Regions from separate parts of the Homo sapiens genome. Here regions 2, 3, 4 and 5 are each linked to region 1. A link is a contact called in ENCODE Hi-C or POLR2A ChIA-PET data. All regions are on one chromosome and are shown on one strand. Each heading gives the region's core, a stretch centred on a gene start or an enhancer-like site at or near the end of the contact. The rest is flanking DNA. Distances are from core to core; before and after follow the strand shown.

Region 1 (2,890 bases), core at 156-2,655:
CAGAGCGCGGAAACCAGACCGTCAGCAAAGCTGTCGCGGGAACAGGGGCTCTGAGAGGGCGGCGCGGGGGGCGGGGTGCCGGAGTGGGGGTCGAGGCGGGAGGGGGAGTGGGGGTCGAGGCGTGGGGGAGGGTGGCGGGGCACAGGCCAGGTGGCCGATGTTGCGCGTTCCGGGGCCCCTCGGCAGGCGGCGGGTCGGGAGGAGTGGAGGCCCGGGTGGGGCGGGCGCGCGGGGCGGGAGCAGCCCCGGTCGCCGCCTGGGCGCGGGCGCCCTCCCTGTGGAGCATGCGGGACGTGAGCGACGTGTGGCAGCCTCTGCGCAGACTTTTCCGCCGCGGTGTAGGTTTCAGCGAGCGCCGCCTTCCCTCCAATCACAGCCCAGCCTCAGCGCTAAGTGTGCACCTCTCTGCAAGGCGGCGCAGCGCTCCCGTACTGAGGCTTCGTTTGCAAAAGTTACATCCGTCCCGGCGCGGGCGGCGGTTCCCCACCAAAAGCAACCCAGATCTTCCCCGCACGCCTCTGACCTGACTGCACGACTGTCACAAGTCGCGAGCTGGTGCAAACTGCGAGGGCCGGGAAAGGAGACGGGGCACGCATGCACCAAAAAGTGGGGAGGCAGAGCTGCAGGGTGTGCAGGATAACGGAGTGAATTTTAGGAGTCTGCCTAATAAGGGGCCGCCCCCAATAGTTTTCCCTCGACTTAGGTAATGAATTGCAGATCGAAATGGGTCTAGTTTTATTCATTCTTCTACTCGGGGCGATAAAGGTTTATTGAATGGTGTACATGGTGAGTGTGAAAACCAGATGCCAGCTGCCCCCAGCCCCAGTCCACTTCAGTCCAGCTCCCCGGGGCTTTCCCGCCCCCTCCTCGTACCCAGCACCGCGGGCCTCTCAAGGTTCCCAGTCTTTGGGCTAGGGGAGGGGAGCAAGGCTCAGTTCAAGTCCAGGTTTCTAAGGGATTCAGCAAAGTGGACAAGGACGAGGTGAGGTGGGAGGATCAGGGAAGCCTCCTCCCCGCGGGTCGCCCGGGTCGTGGCGGGGGATGGGCTCACGGGTATTATCAGGGAGCAGCCTGGCCCATGTCCTTACCTGGACTGCGCCTGCCCCACAGCGCGTGTTAGGAATGCAGAGTATTGGGGCTCCATGGCCCTAAAGGAGCTGCATTGGTAGGATGCACTTTAAGCAGCTTCCCAAGGGATTCGGCTGCGGGGTCCACGGTCTACACTGGGCAGGACTGCGTCTCTGCTCTCCTCCCGGCCAGCACAGTTGAGGTGAGGGGCCGGAATTAGTCGGGGAAGCTGTGCCAGACGTCCCGAGGGGACAACGGGACGAGGGGATAACAGCAGCCAGGACCCTTCAGCAGGGCTGGGCGCGCTCCAGGCCCGGGGCAGGGCGGCGGGAGCTGGTGCACCGCCGTCGCCGGCCCGCAGGGGGAGCTCGCAGGCTGCTTCCCGGCTCGCCCACCCTCCTCCCCACGTGGAAGGGGGCTGGGACCCAAGGAATGCGGCCCGCCCCGAGGCTGACGTACGCGTCTGCGGCCAGCCCGGACTCTTTAAAAGCCGGCGGTGCGCGGGGCATCCCAGCCAAGCCGGAGAGGAGGCGAGCAGCAGGGCCTGGTGGCGAGAGCGCGGCTGTCACTGCGCCCGAGCATCCCAGAGCTTTCCGAGCGGACGAGCCGGCCGTGCCGGGCATCCCCAGCCTCGCTACCCTCGCAGCACACGTCGAGCCCCGCACAGGCGAGGGTCCGGAACTTAGCCCAAAGCACGTTTCCCCTGGCAGCGCAGGAAACGCCCGGCCGCGCGCCGGCGCACGCCCCCCTCTCCTCCTTTGTTCCGGGGGTCGGCGGCCGCTCTCCTGCCAGCGTCGGGATCTCGGCCCCGGGAGGCGGGCCGTCGGGCGCAGCCGCGAAGATGCCGTTGGAACTGACGCAGAGCCGAGTGCAGAAGATCTGGGTGCCCGTGGACCACAGGCCCTCGTTGCCCAGATGTGAGTGCAGCTGCGCGGAGCCGGGTTGCAGGGCGGGCTGCGCCGGGCCGGGCCATTGTGTGGGGCGGCTTTGTGCCGACGCCCCTCTGCGGGGGGCGCGCCCGTGCGGGTCGCGCCGGCGGGGCGGGGCGGAGGCGCGGGCTGCGCGTCCTTGGCCGGGCGGCGGGGGCGCTGTGGCCCTTGTCCCGGTGGCTGCCCCGCCGGCCCGGAAACGGCGAGTGCGCCCGGCCGGGCTGCGTACCCCGAGACGGAGGGACGCGCGCGCCTGGGCAGGCCAGGGAGGGGATCCACATCCTCCGCGATCCCTGTCCTCGACACCCGTCTCGGGCGGCCGTCGCCGGAGCGCAGCCCAGGGACCCGGCCGCTCGCGCCTCCGCCCCTTTTCACCGTCCGGATCTCCTCTCTCTGCATGTTTCCATCTCCTCTCCCGCCTTGCTATGCATTCCTATCCCCTCGCTTCACTTAATAACCTATTTCTCTGTCCTGTTTTCTCTTTCGATATATATGTCTCTGTTTTTCTCTGTTTCTACCTCCTTCCTCTCCCACTGTTTCTTTCTGCTTTTATCTCTTTCTCTCTCCTTCTCTCTCTTCCGTGCATCTCCAGTGCCATGGGGGCGCCCGTGCTGGGGGCGCCAGGAGAGCCACCTGGAGCCACGCCTGTGTCCCCGGCTTTGGGGAGGGTCGGTGGGTTGGTGAGTGCACGGTTGGCGCTGCTCCACGCGCCCCGGGCGCACGCACCCCCCGGTGCTCGGAATTGGCTGGCAGTACCCTGCCCCGCCCCGCCGGTCGCCGCCCCCGCCACCAGCGATCGCTTGGGAGAGGGTTACCTCGAGCTCCACCTCAGCTGCGGAGCGCCGCCGCGGAAAAGGGCGGGTGGGCAGCGCAGAGGGGCGACGCTGCCTCTC
Region 2 (2,890 bases), core at 268-2,767, 360 kb before region 1:
CAGAAGAATGGCGTGAACCCGGGAGGCGGAGCTTGCAGTGAGCCAAGATCGCGCCACTGCACTCTAGCCTGGGTGACAGAGCGAGACTCTGATAAAAAAAGAAAAAAAGGGAATCGAGCATTAAAGTATGCTACATCATGGATGAACCTTTGCAATATTAAAATAACAGAAGCCAGACACAAAAGGTCACATATTGTGTGATTCCATTGATATGAAATGTACGGGATAATTAAATCCATAGAGACAGAAAGCAACTTGGTGGATGTCACAGGGACCTTTGTTTGAATCCCAACTTTGCCATTTATTGGTGGTCTAACCTTGAGCAGGGCATTTAACCTCTCAAGATTCCAGTTTGTTCATCTGGAGAATGGGGATGACCGTCAAGCCCACCTCAGCAGGGCATCGTATGGGAACTCTGAGCTTGGACCCGCTCAGCAGTGTTTTTTTTTTTCTTTTTGAGACGGAGTCTCGCTTTGTCACCCAAGCTGGAGTGCAGTGGCACAATCTCGGCTCACTGCAACCTCTGCCTCCTGGGTTCAAGTGATTCTCCTGCCTCAGCCTCCTGAGTAGCTGGGATTAAAGGCGTGCACCACCACGCCTGGCTAATTTTTGTATTTTTAGTACCGACTGAGTTTCACCATGTTGGCCAGGCTGGTCTTGAACCCCTGACCCTCCTCGGCCTCCTAAAGTGTTGGGATTACAGGCGTGAGCCACGGCGCCCGGCCCCTGCTTAGCACTTCTGTCATAGGCTCCTGTAACACGTGCCATTTCCAGTTGTTTTGTATCTGGATGTCACGTTAGACTGGACCCCATGTTGGCAGGGACTGCAACCGCTGTGTTGACCACTGTGCTTCTGCCCTGAGCACAGTCCCTGGCACGTTGCCGTCACAGTCTGGGAGGGGAGAATGAAGAGTGACTGCACATGGGTGCGGGGTTGTATTTGGGGTGAGGAGAACACTTTGGAGCTAGATAGCGGTGGTGCCTGCAGAACAGTGAATGTTTTAAATGCCACTGAATTATTCCTTTTATTTATTTATTTATTTTAGTTTTTTTTTGAGACAGGGCCTCTCTCTGTCACCCAGGCTGGGAGTGCAGTGGGACAATCATAGCTCATTGCAGCCTCAACCCCCACCAGGCTTAAGCCATCCTCCCACCTCAGCCTCCGGAGTAGCTGGGAACACAGGTGCACACTACCATGCCCGGCTAATTTTGTTTTTCTTTTTTCGGGGACAGGGTCTCACTATGTTGTCCAGGCTGGTCTCGAACTCCTGGGCTCAAACGATCCTCCCACCTCGGTCTCCCAAAGTGCTGGGATTACAGGTGTGAGCCACTGCACCCGGCCCGAATTTTTCACTTTAAATGGTTCATTTTACGTTACTTGAATTTCACCTCGATAAAAAAACAACAAGGCATCTGAAGTTGTCCACAGGCTTCACACAGCACGTGGAAAGGCGGGCCGGGGTGACTCACCCCTCTGGGGGTCAGGAACGCCGTTCTGGATAACTCGCATCCCCCTGGGGATGTGAGTCTGAGCTGCCCCGGCGAGCGCAGCTGTGTGCAGGGCCCGCAGTTCCTGTTTCCGTCGAGCCTACAGCCCAGAGAAGCGTGTGCTTCTCCCCACGGAGGTGGGTCTCCGTTTCAGGGTCAGACCTGAAAGCATCGGTTGCGTTTGCTGGAGTTGTTGTCAGCATGTTTGCCGCTTTGATTTAGAGGCCGGGATAAAGGGCGATTATCAAAGGACTGCATGTTCCCGGCATGGCCACGATGGGCCCCGGCAGTGTCCCTGGAGGCAGCAAGCTCACTGGACAGGAACAGAGGTGCCATTGTGTGTGGCTAAAGCAGCTAGAAAGTCAGTGCTTCTCTGCTGCACTGTGAGGCGGGAAGAAGATGTATTTCCACCTCGCGGGGCACCTCGTGTCCTGTCTGGGGGGTCTGTGGGCACCAGTGTCCACCCAGGTCCTGCTGCAGAAAGTGGGGAGGCCAGTGGCTCTGGGGCCCTCATTTGGATTTTTTGAGAATTCGTGCCTCCACGCTTTGTCCAAAGCTCTCCTGAAAACCCCTTCGAAAGTCAGGCACAGCCTAGTGAAGGTGCTGTTCCCACGGTTCATGTCATGTGGCCCTGGAAGGTCTCACTCGCTGCAGGTGACCGGGGGGCAGGAGGACATACAGAAAGGCTTCAGCCCACGACTGCCCTGGTGACGCGGGTCATGTCCTCACCCTCACGCCCCCTCATTGCCCCTTTATTTCTGGCATTTCCTTCCTCGGTGGGAGGCCCCCTCTCTGGTGCTGCAAATAAACACCAGACCCCGCCCATCAATCACACCTCTTCAGTGACACAATGACACCCTTTCTGTGCATCAGTGCCCTGTGCTGTCAGAGTCTCGTGACACAGATTCAAACTATTTGGGGATTCTATTTTGGCCAAGCACTGGCCAGTTATTTAACAGGTATGGATTATTTTAACCTTTGTAATTACTGCATAAAGCAGGTGTTACTAAATCCATTGTACGAATAAGGGTACTGACTCAGGTTGGGATTGGCCAAGGCAAGAAGCTGATTAGTGGTGGGGCAGGATTCAAATGTCTGAGTTACTGTTTTTTATACTGTAAGTTCAAAAAACAACAATAACAAAACAAAAACCAAAACAAACAAATAAAAATAAATAAGTAAACTGTAAGTTTAATAAGCTGGCCCTATAAGTAAACCAGTTACTGGAGGCATTCTCCCTCCAGAGCGAAAACAAGAGATTTCTGTGGCAGCTGTCGTATATTTGTAGAGATGGGAGTGATTTGGATAGATTGTTTAACGGTAGGCGCGGGGTCTTCACACAGCCCCTAAATCACCAAATGTGACTGCCTGGTCTACATGCACCAGAAGCTGCTATTTGACA
Region 3 (2,890 bases), core at 102-2,601, 340 kb after region 1:
TTACTCTCTCTAGTCTATTTTCAGCCCAACAACCTGGAGTGGTGCTGACTTGCCAGGCTCAGTGGCTGTCTCACCACTATCCTCAGGTGAATGCATTTGCAGATAGAAGCCTGCTCTCTTGGAGAAATATCCTTGCATTCTGATGTCATGGGAAGAACACATAAGTCCTCTCTTCAGTAATAACCTGCATACAGTAAATACTCATTGAGCATGGATTTTAGACAAGAGCTGGTGGGAGAACATGAACTTCATCCTTGAAATACTCGTATTTTGGCAGAAGCAATAAAACATGAATGCAACAGCATTGATAGAAACTGTAGAGACTTTAACACCCTATAACACAGCATCTGCAGCTTCAGAGTGAACAGTTCTCCCTCGGGGACAACAGCAGAATTGTGTGTAGTTCAACAGCTGGATCACTAGGTACCCGTCACCATCCATGTCTCCGTGTTAGATTCTAGCACCCAGGGGTATGTCCTGGGCCATCAGAAGATCAGCTTAATATTAAATTTGACGTTACGAGGTCTCTTGCCTGCTTTGTGCTTCTAACTCATTACCTAAAAAGAACGAAGGTGATAAAAGCTACCTACATCCTAGCTTTCTTAGGTGTTGTTAGGAATATGCCTGGGAAATAGAGTTGCAAAGTCAAGGTCACATTCTTTTCATTGTTTCTGTTATTATATTCAATTAAAAAGTAATATAAAAGGGTTTCTTTTTCTGCTTGCATTCAGAAGGGCTCAAAGCAAGAGGGAATCCCCACTGCCATCACGTCCTTTCCCTGCGTTGAGTCCTTCCTCAGGGCTCTAAGAAAGTCACAGGCTGGGAAGTCACTATTTTGGTGGAGCCCTGAGGGTGGGCCCTGCCCTCCCTGGAGAGCTCAGCCCTTTCAAGCCTGGCAGGGAGGCAAGGGCTCCTCACCACTGTCCTTTGAAGTCGTGTTCGTTAGCCCAGCAGTTCCTGTATTTCTGTGCGCTCAGTAATTGGTGAGCACACATCCTGCCATGTTTACTTTTAAAAAGAAAGGAAGAAAAAGTCACACAGGTGGAGTTCGCGGAGCTGAAAACAAAATACTCAGCCCTGGCGGAGCAGCACAGGCTTCCCTTAGCTTTCAGCTGAGCGCAGTCTGGTCTCTTTCAGTCTCCAGACAGAGGAAAACAAAAACAAAAACAAAAGCAAAAACACAACACCATGGGGAAAGGTGGCGTTGGGGAAAAAAGGAGGGAGGAAGAAGTCAGAAATGTGTCTGTCATGACTAAATTAACCACATTCATTTTCAGAAGAAGAGTTCAGGCATCATTCTAAAGCCAGCAGCAGCTTCTGTCACCCTTATCAATTAGAGAGACGCTAACCACTACTTTGTGGTTACCTAAGGAAAGCAAACACACACCTCCAGATGCTGAAACACTGTCCTCGATGATCAAACACACAACCCAACTCACACAGCAGGTTGCTGACAAGGCCCACGGTTCTGTTTTCCAGAGAAACACGCTGAGCAGGGCTGAACTGCAAGTGCTGGAAGGAACCCCAGCCTGGGGACAAGGACTGGAGGAAACTGGGGGGTCGGCTGTACTCCTTCCACAAATGTCCTGCCACTCCCATGCACCGCGCATCCTTCCTGGCTGGGATGACAGGGCCTTGTTTGGCTGATGCTCTGAGCAGACAGTTGTCAGGACCGAAAGAGCAGAAGGTGCCAGCCCTTCCTGTTGTGAAAAGGAAAGACATGACCTCCAACCCCACGACACTGAGAGAGCTGTCTCTTTCTCAGATGGTTTGCATATTTCTTCCAAGCAGGCTACCATGGCCATTTTCCCCTCAGCGAGGTCAAGTTCATTACATCATGTATCTTACTATGGTACCTTTACCATCTTTTGAAGAGCTCTCAGGAAAGATGTTTGGGAAAAACGATGTTGGAAGAATCAAAGGGTTATGTAGAATATTCATGGGAATTTTACCAATGGGGAAAATCAACCTGAAGGAAGTTAAACTGTTTGTGAGTCACAGTTTTGAGCTTAATTCCCACTACCTGACATCCATCCTGGAAAGGATGGTTTGTGGATGGCTTTATGTTTCCACCAAAATCAACATCGCTCAAGGTTTTTCATCGGGGAGATTTGTCTGTTTAATGACCTGGTCACACTGTCAACTGAAGAACCAATTTGCCCATTCTAATAATGCGATGACCACAGAATATATTGTTAACGGCAAGGAGAGACACTGTAATTAACTCCACAGTGATTAACTCTAATTGACTTAGGCCAAGGACATTGATAAATGGAGATAACTGGAAACTGGGTCTTCACTTATTGGTTCTATTCATTCACCTGCCCTTAGAATCTGAATTTGTGTGATGACTGTTTAACCTCCTCTCTCGCCTAAGCAGTTGGAGATCCTACCCCACACTCTTTTTTTTTTTTTTTGAGGAGTCTCTTTCTATCGCATAGGCTGGAGTGCAGTGGCATGATCCAGGCTCACTGCAACCTCCACCTCCTGGGTTTAAGAGATTCTCCTGCCTCAGCCTCCCAAGTAACTGGGACAACAGGCACGTACCACCGCACCTGGCTAAATTTTTATATTTTTAGTAGAGACAGTGTTTCACCATATTGGCCAGGCTGCTCTCGAACTCCTGACCTCATGATCCGCCTGCCTCGGCCTCCCAAAGTGCTGGGATTACAGGCGTGAGCCACTGCGCCCAGACCCACATTGTCTTAAGTCAACTCTTTCTTTTCCTGAGTGACAAAGTCTGCTATTATTTCCTTTCTGTTTTTTTTTTTTTTAATCTATAGGGGAAAAATAGCGGGAAAATGTGAATGTAACATTTTTATTTTTACGATACTGGGACTCTGGGAGTTAATCTCTAACTTGCTAAATAAGAAGATTATCCAATTCAGTT
Region 4 (2,890 bases), core at 105-2,604, 310 kb before region 1:
GAGCAGAGTATCTCTGACTGTGGTGGTTATGCAAGGCTGCACGTATGTGATACAACTGCACTGTGCTCTACACACACGAGCGCGTGTATAACTCAGGAATTCTGGATATTGATTGGAGCAATGCCACTTGAAACAATGCATTGGTGCAGAAGTAACTTAGCTAAATGTCCCCAGAACATCGCATCCGGAGGCTATCTGTATAGTGCACACACTTCATTGTTTGGTAACATTCTCTTTGGTTATATTCTACACTATTCCGTGCTCTAGAAAGGGAGGTGACTGCCCCGACCAGTTAACCCACAAGGGCAGGAACGAGGGACTCTGCAGGTCATCTGCGTTATAAGGGAAAGTTGGGCAGGAGGTCCCTGCCGCTGAGCAGGCCTGGGGTGAGAACTAGGAGCTGAGAACAGCTACGGTGTCCAAGGGGACGGAGAAGCACAGGGAACTCGCTACGACTCTGCGAGTAGAGGGGAGGCGGGGTGTCTTTCCGCTCCACACCTACCAGTCGGCCTTCTTCAGGCAGTCGACCGCTGCCCCCCGGCCCAGCAGGTAGCGCACGCAGTCTCGGTGGCCCATGGAGGCCGCCTCGTGCAGAGGCCGCTTGTAGTCTCGGTTGGTGGCCTCGATGTCCATGCCCCAGGCCTCGGCCAGATAGGCCAGCACGTCCCGATGCCCGTGGCGCGCGGCGCAGTGCAGGAGGGTATCCCCGGCCGGCCCCGGGCAGCCCCCGGCCGCCTGCAGCTCCTCCTTCAGGGCGCGCAGCCGGCCCTCCTGCACCAGCCTGCAGAGGCGCCGCGGGTCCCCGGGCTGGGCCATCGCCGCGGGTCGGGCCGGGCTGCGCGGGGAGGCGGCGGGCGGGACACCGGCGGCCGGGCAGGGAGAAGCCGAGGGCGAGTGGGACTTTCCGCCTCTTCACGCAACCTGCCCCGCGCGCCCCGAACCCGGCAGAACCGCCCCTCACGCCCCCGGCTTTGTCCCCGGCAGAGCCGCCTCCTCAAACCCCCGGCCTAGTCCGCAGGCGGGCTGCCCCCTCACAGCCCCGGCCTGCCCCGCGTGGGAGAAGCCGCGGTTCCGGGCACGGGGCGGTTTTTCCTCAGGGACGGAGCGGTCCGGGATGAGCACGGAGGGGCCTGGGGATCCGAGAGCGCTGGCGTCCGCCGTCCTGGAGCTGCAGCGGCCCGTACGTGATTCGGGACTGAACACGTAAGGGAGTGGGGCGCGCCGCTACACCGCAAAGCCCCAAAGTGGAGGGTCCGGGAGGGCGCGCACAGCCTCGCCCGGCGCCGTGCAGGGTGGCTCCTGAGGCAGCCAGGCCCAAGCGTGACCTGCCCCGCACGCGTCCTCAGGGCCGCCCCAGCCTCCAGCCCCTGGGGGCCGGCGTTCCTGGGCTCCGCCCCCGTCCCCGCCCCTCGACCGCCGCTGCTCCGCGGGGACTCGGGGAGCTCGAAGGAACTCTGGGAAAGTTTCCCGCTCCGCCCCGGCCCGAGCGGAAGCGCGGATGGGGCGTGGCCCGGTAGCTGTGGCCGCGCCCCCACCGATTGCGCATTTCGATTGGCGTTAGTGGCCGTCCGTCAGCACGCCCCCTCCGGTCTCGCGTCCCGATTGGTCGCGGGGGCCGTCAGTCCGGCTCCGGCGGCGGGCGCTTCCCGGGGCTGCGGCGGGGCGGAGCTCGCGGAGGAAGTCGGCGGGCGTCTCGGGCTCCAGGTCCCGGCCAGAGGAGGAGCTCGCTGCCGGGGGACGCTGGGCTGAGCGGCCGGCGGCGCGGGCCCGGCGGCGGCGGCAGCGGGGTCCGGGTCCGGAGCGCCACAGTGCGTGAGGCCGCAGACGTGGCAGGGAGTGTGGGAGGGGCTCCGCCGTGTGGAAAACTTAACCTCCGGGGTCCTGCGCGGGGGGTCCGGGCCCGGGGTGGGGCAGCGGGGGCCCCGGGGGCGCGAGGCTGGGCTCGGGCAAGCGCGGGCGTGGGGGCTCGGCCGTCCGGGCCGTGGGCAGGTGGAGGGCGCGGCGGGGGTGCGCGGGGGAGGCCAGGGCGCTCACTGAACTCGGTCGGGAGCGGCCCCCGCGCTGCCCCCCGAGGCCAGGAAGGCGCAGCGTGTGGGTCCTCGGGGCTGAAGGGGCAAGCGCGGGGACGTGGCCTCGGCTGCTAGGAGGCCAGGCTTTCCCGTCTACTCTGACGTTTTGACCTTGGGCAAGTCATTTTTCGCTGCCCTCTGCCCCTGTGTCATCGGTAGCTTCTCTGCCCCTCCTCTGAGCATGGGAAGCCTAAGGCGATGTGGGAGGCCTGGCGCTGGTGGAGGGCACGGCGAGAGCTGGGCAGGCTGTGGGTGATGGAAGAGATCAGTAGGTGTTGGGTTCCTTACCCGATCTGATTAGGTGCCAGTCACTTAACCTCTCCATGTTTTCGATTCCTTTAGGGAGTAGAATGGGAGTAGCTCCTATTTGCCAGGCCTAAAAACGAGTGCCGTTTACATTTTTTATTGCAGTCTGTGGTCCGAAGACAACCCTATGAGGCATCAGTAGGGTTTTACAGGTGGGGAAGTGGAGGCCTAACCAAGTCAGTGACTTTCTTACAGAATTACAGGTAATAAAGTCTTCTGGAAGGCAGGATGGTAGCATGTGTTGAGTGTCCGCCAGCGTCTGCCGCTGTGGTAAAATGAGCGGAGATAAATGAAAAGACTTCTGGAATGGGCCCATGAAGATAAGTCCGTTTTACTCATGAGCAGATTGAGTTTGGTTAAGGTAACAGTGATGTGGATAGCCTCTGGAGACAGAACTAGTCCAAGTACCAGCTTTGCTCAGGTTATTGTTCTGTCGTGCCTTGTCACTCCAGCAAAAGAAAAAAAGGAAGGCATAAAAGTTGTTTGAAATGCACAAAAGTGTAGGGCGTGCCAAG
Region 5 (2,890 bases), core at 236-2,735, 270 kb after region 1:
TGCGACTGTGATCTGAGTCACATATGGTTACAACTTCTGTTTCTCAGATTATAGATTAACTTGCTTCCTTTTTTCTCTTGTTCTGTACAATGACTAGAGAGAATTAAACAATTGTCAGGGACAAACACTTCCTGACTTCTTTTATTCTTTTTTTCTTTTTGAGACGGAGTTTCACTGTTTCGCCCATGCTGGAGTGCAGTGGTGTGGTCTCAGCTCACTGCAACCTCCGCCCCATGGGTTCAAGTGATTATCCTGCCTCAGCCTCCTGAGTAGCTGGGATTATAGGTGCCCACCACCCCGCCTGGCTAATTTTTGTATTTTTAGTGGAGACAGAGTTTCGCCATGTTGGCCAGGCTGGTCTCAAACTCCTGACCCCAAGGTGATCCACCCGCTTCAGCCTCCAAAGTGCTGGGATTACAGGTGTGAGCCACCGTGCCTGGCCGCCTCCTGCCTTTTTAATTAATGAATCTTGTTAAAGATTACCTTTTCCTTTTTTTGTCCTATTTTCCTTAGACCAGATGACAGAAAACCCATGACTATAGCACACTCTGTAAAAGATGTTAAATGTCCCTTTCCCAAAAAGAAACACTGCCTGTAACCAAGTTCCTGGAACTATGCACCAGCCTTGTATGAAAAAATGTAATCCTGCTAAAAATGCCTCTGTCTCTCCCTATGGAAACCCTAAAGTTCCCTCCTTTACAACTCTGACTTCATTCTTTTGGGGTGTTTCCAGGTGGGCCATCCTCAAACTTTGAGTTTGAATAAATGCTCTTTAAATTAGATTCTGGCCTTTTTGATTATTTCAGGTTGACAGCTGTAAATCGACTCATTTTTGTAAATTTGCTATAAAATCTAACATTTGCCAAATCACAGTTTGGTTACATAGCAGGGGAACCTGCAGAATGTCTGAGTGATCCCCAGTTTCTGAAATAACAACGTGTAAGCGTTCTCAGGATCAGAACGCCGCCAGAGGACGTTAAAGAAAAGAGGCTTATCTGTCACTACAGATGGGGGCAGCATGAAAAGTTAATTCTTGTCTTAGTGCAGGGACACGTCTTTGGAAGGATGTGGTTTCCGTGGGTTTTCTTTTCTTTGCTACAATTGTGGTAATTTCCAGGGCTCCTAGCTCAACTGAAAGGTTCATGGATTGCAGCATTTTTGAGAGCTTCAGATGAAGCAGTTTCTGAATAAAATGCTTGAAATTAAAAACTTTCTTAGATGGATTTTGCCTTAAAACTATGGAAATACCAGGATGACATACTTTTTAAAAAGTATCAAGTTCAAGGAGTTTTTCTTTTTAATTTTAAATGATAATAATATCTTGTAGTTAGTATGGTACTTTCTCCAAAAAAGATCCAAACTTCTCTGCAAGTGCTATTATTGTTATTATTATTATTTTTCACGTTATCCTTAGGAAGCAAAAAAGGAGAACCAGTGTCACAAAGAAATGTTAGGTGACTTGTTCAAAGTAACTCACACACTCATGCCCTGAAGCCATAACCGGAAGTAGAGCTTTGTGTGTTCTATGAATAGAAAGTGAAACTCAGTTTTCTTTTTCATAAAAGAAAAATTTCAAAGTGATATTGACCAAGAATGTTCAACTGGTGCATATTGGGAGTGTGGGAGTCAAGGGCAGTGATGTGAATCCAGGAACACTAGCGTTCTGCCTCTTGGCATCACCCTGGGAGGCCTCTCTTCAGAGGCCTGCAAAACCACGGCGGCCTGCCCTCAAATCCAACCTGAGGGAACGACCCAGAGACAGAGCTGTTCCTATAGGATCTAGAGCTACTTAGGTGTGAAATAGTAACACTACTTAAATGTCAGAATACAGATCGGCCTTTCAGAATTCAAAGGAGACACAGAGGAAGGTAGACTTTAGTTCACTTTTAATTTTTAAGGGAAAATTATTTCCTTGAAATTAAAAAGAAATAGCATCCTTACTGTGTTAGATGCATCTTTCCTTTCCAAACAAATTTTAGAAATAAATCCTCTTATTTTTCCACAGTTTTATCAGAGATAGAACACAGAAACTTTGGATACTTGAGTTATTAATCTTTCTTTTACTGCAGCATAACTAAAAAGAGGGAAACTGTTTCAGTGTTTATTTTTCCCTGTGTTTCAAAGTTTTATGGTTAATTATTTTTTTCTAATTGTTTTAAATCTACTTGTAAGTGGATAGTTAAAAGATTTATGACAACTCTTCTTGTAGACAAATTTTATTGTGGATTTTCCTATTTTTTTACTTTTTAAAATGTAAGTAATGGAAACTGTTAAAAATCTAAGTTGGAAATCTAGTAGTGCAAAAGTTGGCTGGCATCCGCACTGAAGGGGGTACTGAGAAGGGATCGTGCAATTTCAAGCCCTGCAGACTTTGTAAGACAGAAAATGTAAATATTAACAACAAAGAAATGTTAGAAAAAAAGTAAAAGAAAGAAGAGCTAGCCCTTCTTTCCTCTTGCCAAGACAGCAGCCTCTCAGAATGCTGATCTACGTTAGACCCTGAGCCAGTAATTTATGCCAGAGCCTGGATGATGTACAAAGTCATTTTGATCTAGCACACAGAAAATTCATTGTGAAGATTCTTTTGATTTGAGCCTCATTCAGATTCAGGTTCAGATTTCATGAATTATCCTGTACATCTATGTCCCCAGACGGTGCCGTCCCATTAGGGCCCCTGGTTTTACAGCTCCCAGCCCCTCTGCCTGTAACTCTTACTCTCTGTCCTGGGCAGGGGTAAAGTGGGTGCCTCAGAGCCCTGTTGATAAACGGCAGAGCTGGGCTTGAACTTCGGAATCCAAGTCCACAGGAATTTTCACATTTTGTAGCTTCCTAAATGGCTTTATCATATTTTCACCCTTCCATAGGTGATATATCCCTCATCTAGGAACTT

Evidence for each region. A loop is a pair of places that touch in the nucleus more often than their neighbours do. ChIA-PET counts read pairs that join two places held with the same protein, here RNA polymerase II (POLR2A). Pooled maps may share reads with other maps.
Region 2: a loop to region 1 is called in a pooled map, with 2.4 times the contacts of the local background. The contact joins the enhancer-like site here to the promoter of PFKFB3-AS1 in region 1. A Hi-C loop is called at or near these places in 2 of 50 pooled maps. POLR2A ChIA-PET finds 5 or more read pairs at or near these places in 2 of 52 experiments (GM10248 and OCI-LY7).
Region 3: a map of naive thymus-derived CD4-positive, alpha-beta T cell shows a loop between it and region 1 (6-fold over the local background). The contact joins the enhancer-like site here to the promoter of PFKFB3-AS1 in region 1. A Hi-C loop is called at or near these places in 1 of 168 maps with a recorded cell type or tissue (naive thymus-derived CD4-positive, alpha-beta T cell) and 6 of 50 pooled maps. POLR2A ChIA-PET finds 5 or more read pairs at or near these places in 1 of 52 experiments (activated T-cell).
Region 4: a map of naive thymus-derived CD4-positive, alpha-beta T cell shows a loop between it and region 1 (4-fold over the local background). The contact joins the promoter of ANKRD16 here to the promoter of PFKFB3-AS1 in region 1. A Hi-C loop is called at or near these places in 1 of 168 maps with a recorded cell type or tissue (naive thymus-derived CD4-positive, alpha-beta T cell), 2 of 37 single-sample maps with no recorded cell type and 12 of 50 pooled maps. POLR2A ChIA-PET finds 5 or more read pairs at or near these places in 9 of 52 experiments (GM10248, H1, HEK293 and 4 more).
Region 5: a pooled map shows a loop between it and region 1 (6-fold over the local background). The contact joins the enhancer-like site here to the promoter of PFKFB3-AS1 in region 1. A Hi-C loop is called at or near these places in 2 of 37 single-sample maps with no recorded cell type and 9 of 50 pooled maps. POLR2A ChIA-PET finds 5 or more read pairs at or near these places in 3 of 52 experiments (CD4-positive, alpha-beta T cell, OCI-LY7 and activated B cell).

The regions. Positions count from the first base shown.
Region 1 is chr10:6,201,352-6,204,241 of GRCh38, forward strand. It overlaps PFKFB3-AS1 (PFKFB3 antisense RNA 1), which reads right to left and starts at 1,406. Exons shown (of 2, transcript XR_007062045.1): 1 at 1,089-1,406. PFKFB3 (6-phosphofructo-2-kinase/fructose-2,6-biphosphatase 3) reads left to right here and starts at 1,581. Exons shown (of 15, transcript NM_004566.4): 1 at 1,581-1,985. The coding sequence starts at 1,910. RefSeq lists enhancers at 1-251, 806-1,310, silencers at 54-273, 1,304-1,633, 1,684-1,793, 1,914-2,423, 2,654-2,733 and a cis regulatory region at 1,244-1,775.
Region 2 is chr10:5,838,899-5,841,788 of GRCh38, forward strand. No RefSeq gene overlaps it. Among named protein-coding and RNA genes, the nearest start is that of TRV-TAC3-1, 13 kb to the right of the region's middle. RefSeq lists enhancers at 1,126-1,425, 1,636-1,815, 2,096-2,145. Within about 2 kb of position 1,518, at least 9 of the 41 ENCODE cell types and tissues checked have a DNase peak (open chromatin) inside an H3K27ac peak, as active enhancers do; they include OCI-LY7, where a contact is called at or near this core.
Region 3 is chr10:6,542,225-6,545,114 of GRCh38, forward strand. The region is part of intron 1 of PRKCQ (protein kinase C theta); the gene reads right to left. Among named protein-coding and RNA genes, the nearest start is that of PRKCQ, 37 kb to the right of the region's middle. Within about 2 kb of position 1,352, at least 5 of the 41 ENCODE cell types and tissues checked have a DNase peak (open chromatin) inside an H3K27ac peak, as active enhancers do.
Region 4 is chr10:5,888,539-5,891,428 of GRCh38, forward strand. It overlaps ANKRD16 (ankyrin repeat domain 16), which reads right to left and starts at 1,355. Exons shown (of 8, transcript NM_019046.3): 1 at 503-1,355. The coding sequence starts at 816. It overlaps FBH1 (F-box DNA helicase 1), which reads left to right and starts at 1,705. Exons shown (of 21, transcript NM_178150.3): 1 at 1,705-1,808. The coding sequence starts at 1,808. RefSeq lists silencers at 638-917, 928-1,037, 1,178-1,897, 2,088-2,137.
Region 5 is chr10:6,472,571-6,475,460 of GRCh38, forward strand. All of the region lies in intron 12 of PRKCQ (protein kinase C theta), which reads right to left. Among named protein-coding and RNA genes, the nearest start is that of PRKCQ, 110 kb to the right of the region's middle. RefSeq lists an enhancer at 1,430-1,609. Within about 2 kb of position 1,486, at least 7 of the 41 ENCODE cell types and tissues checked have a DNase peak (open chromatin) inside an H3K27ac peak, as active enhancers do; they include CD4-positive, alpha-beta T cell, where a contact is called at or near this core.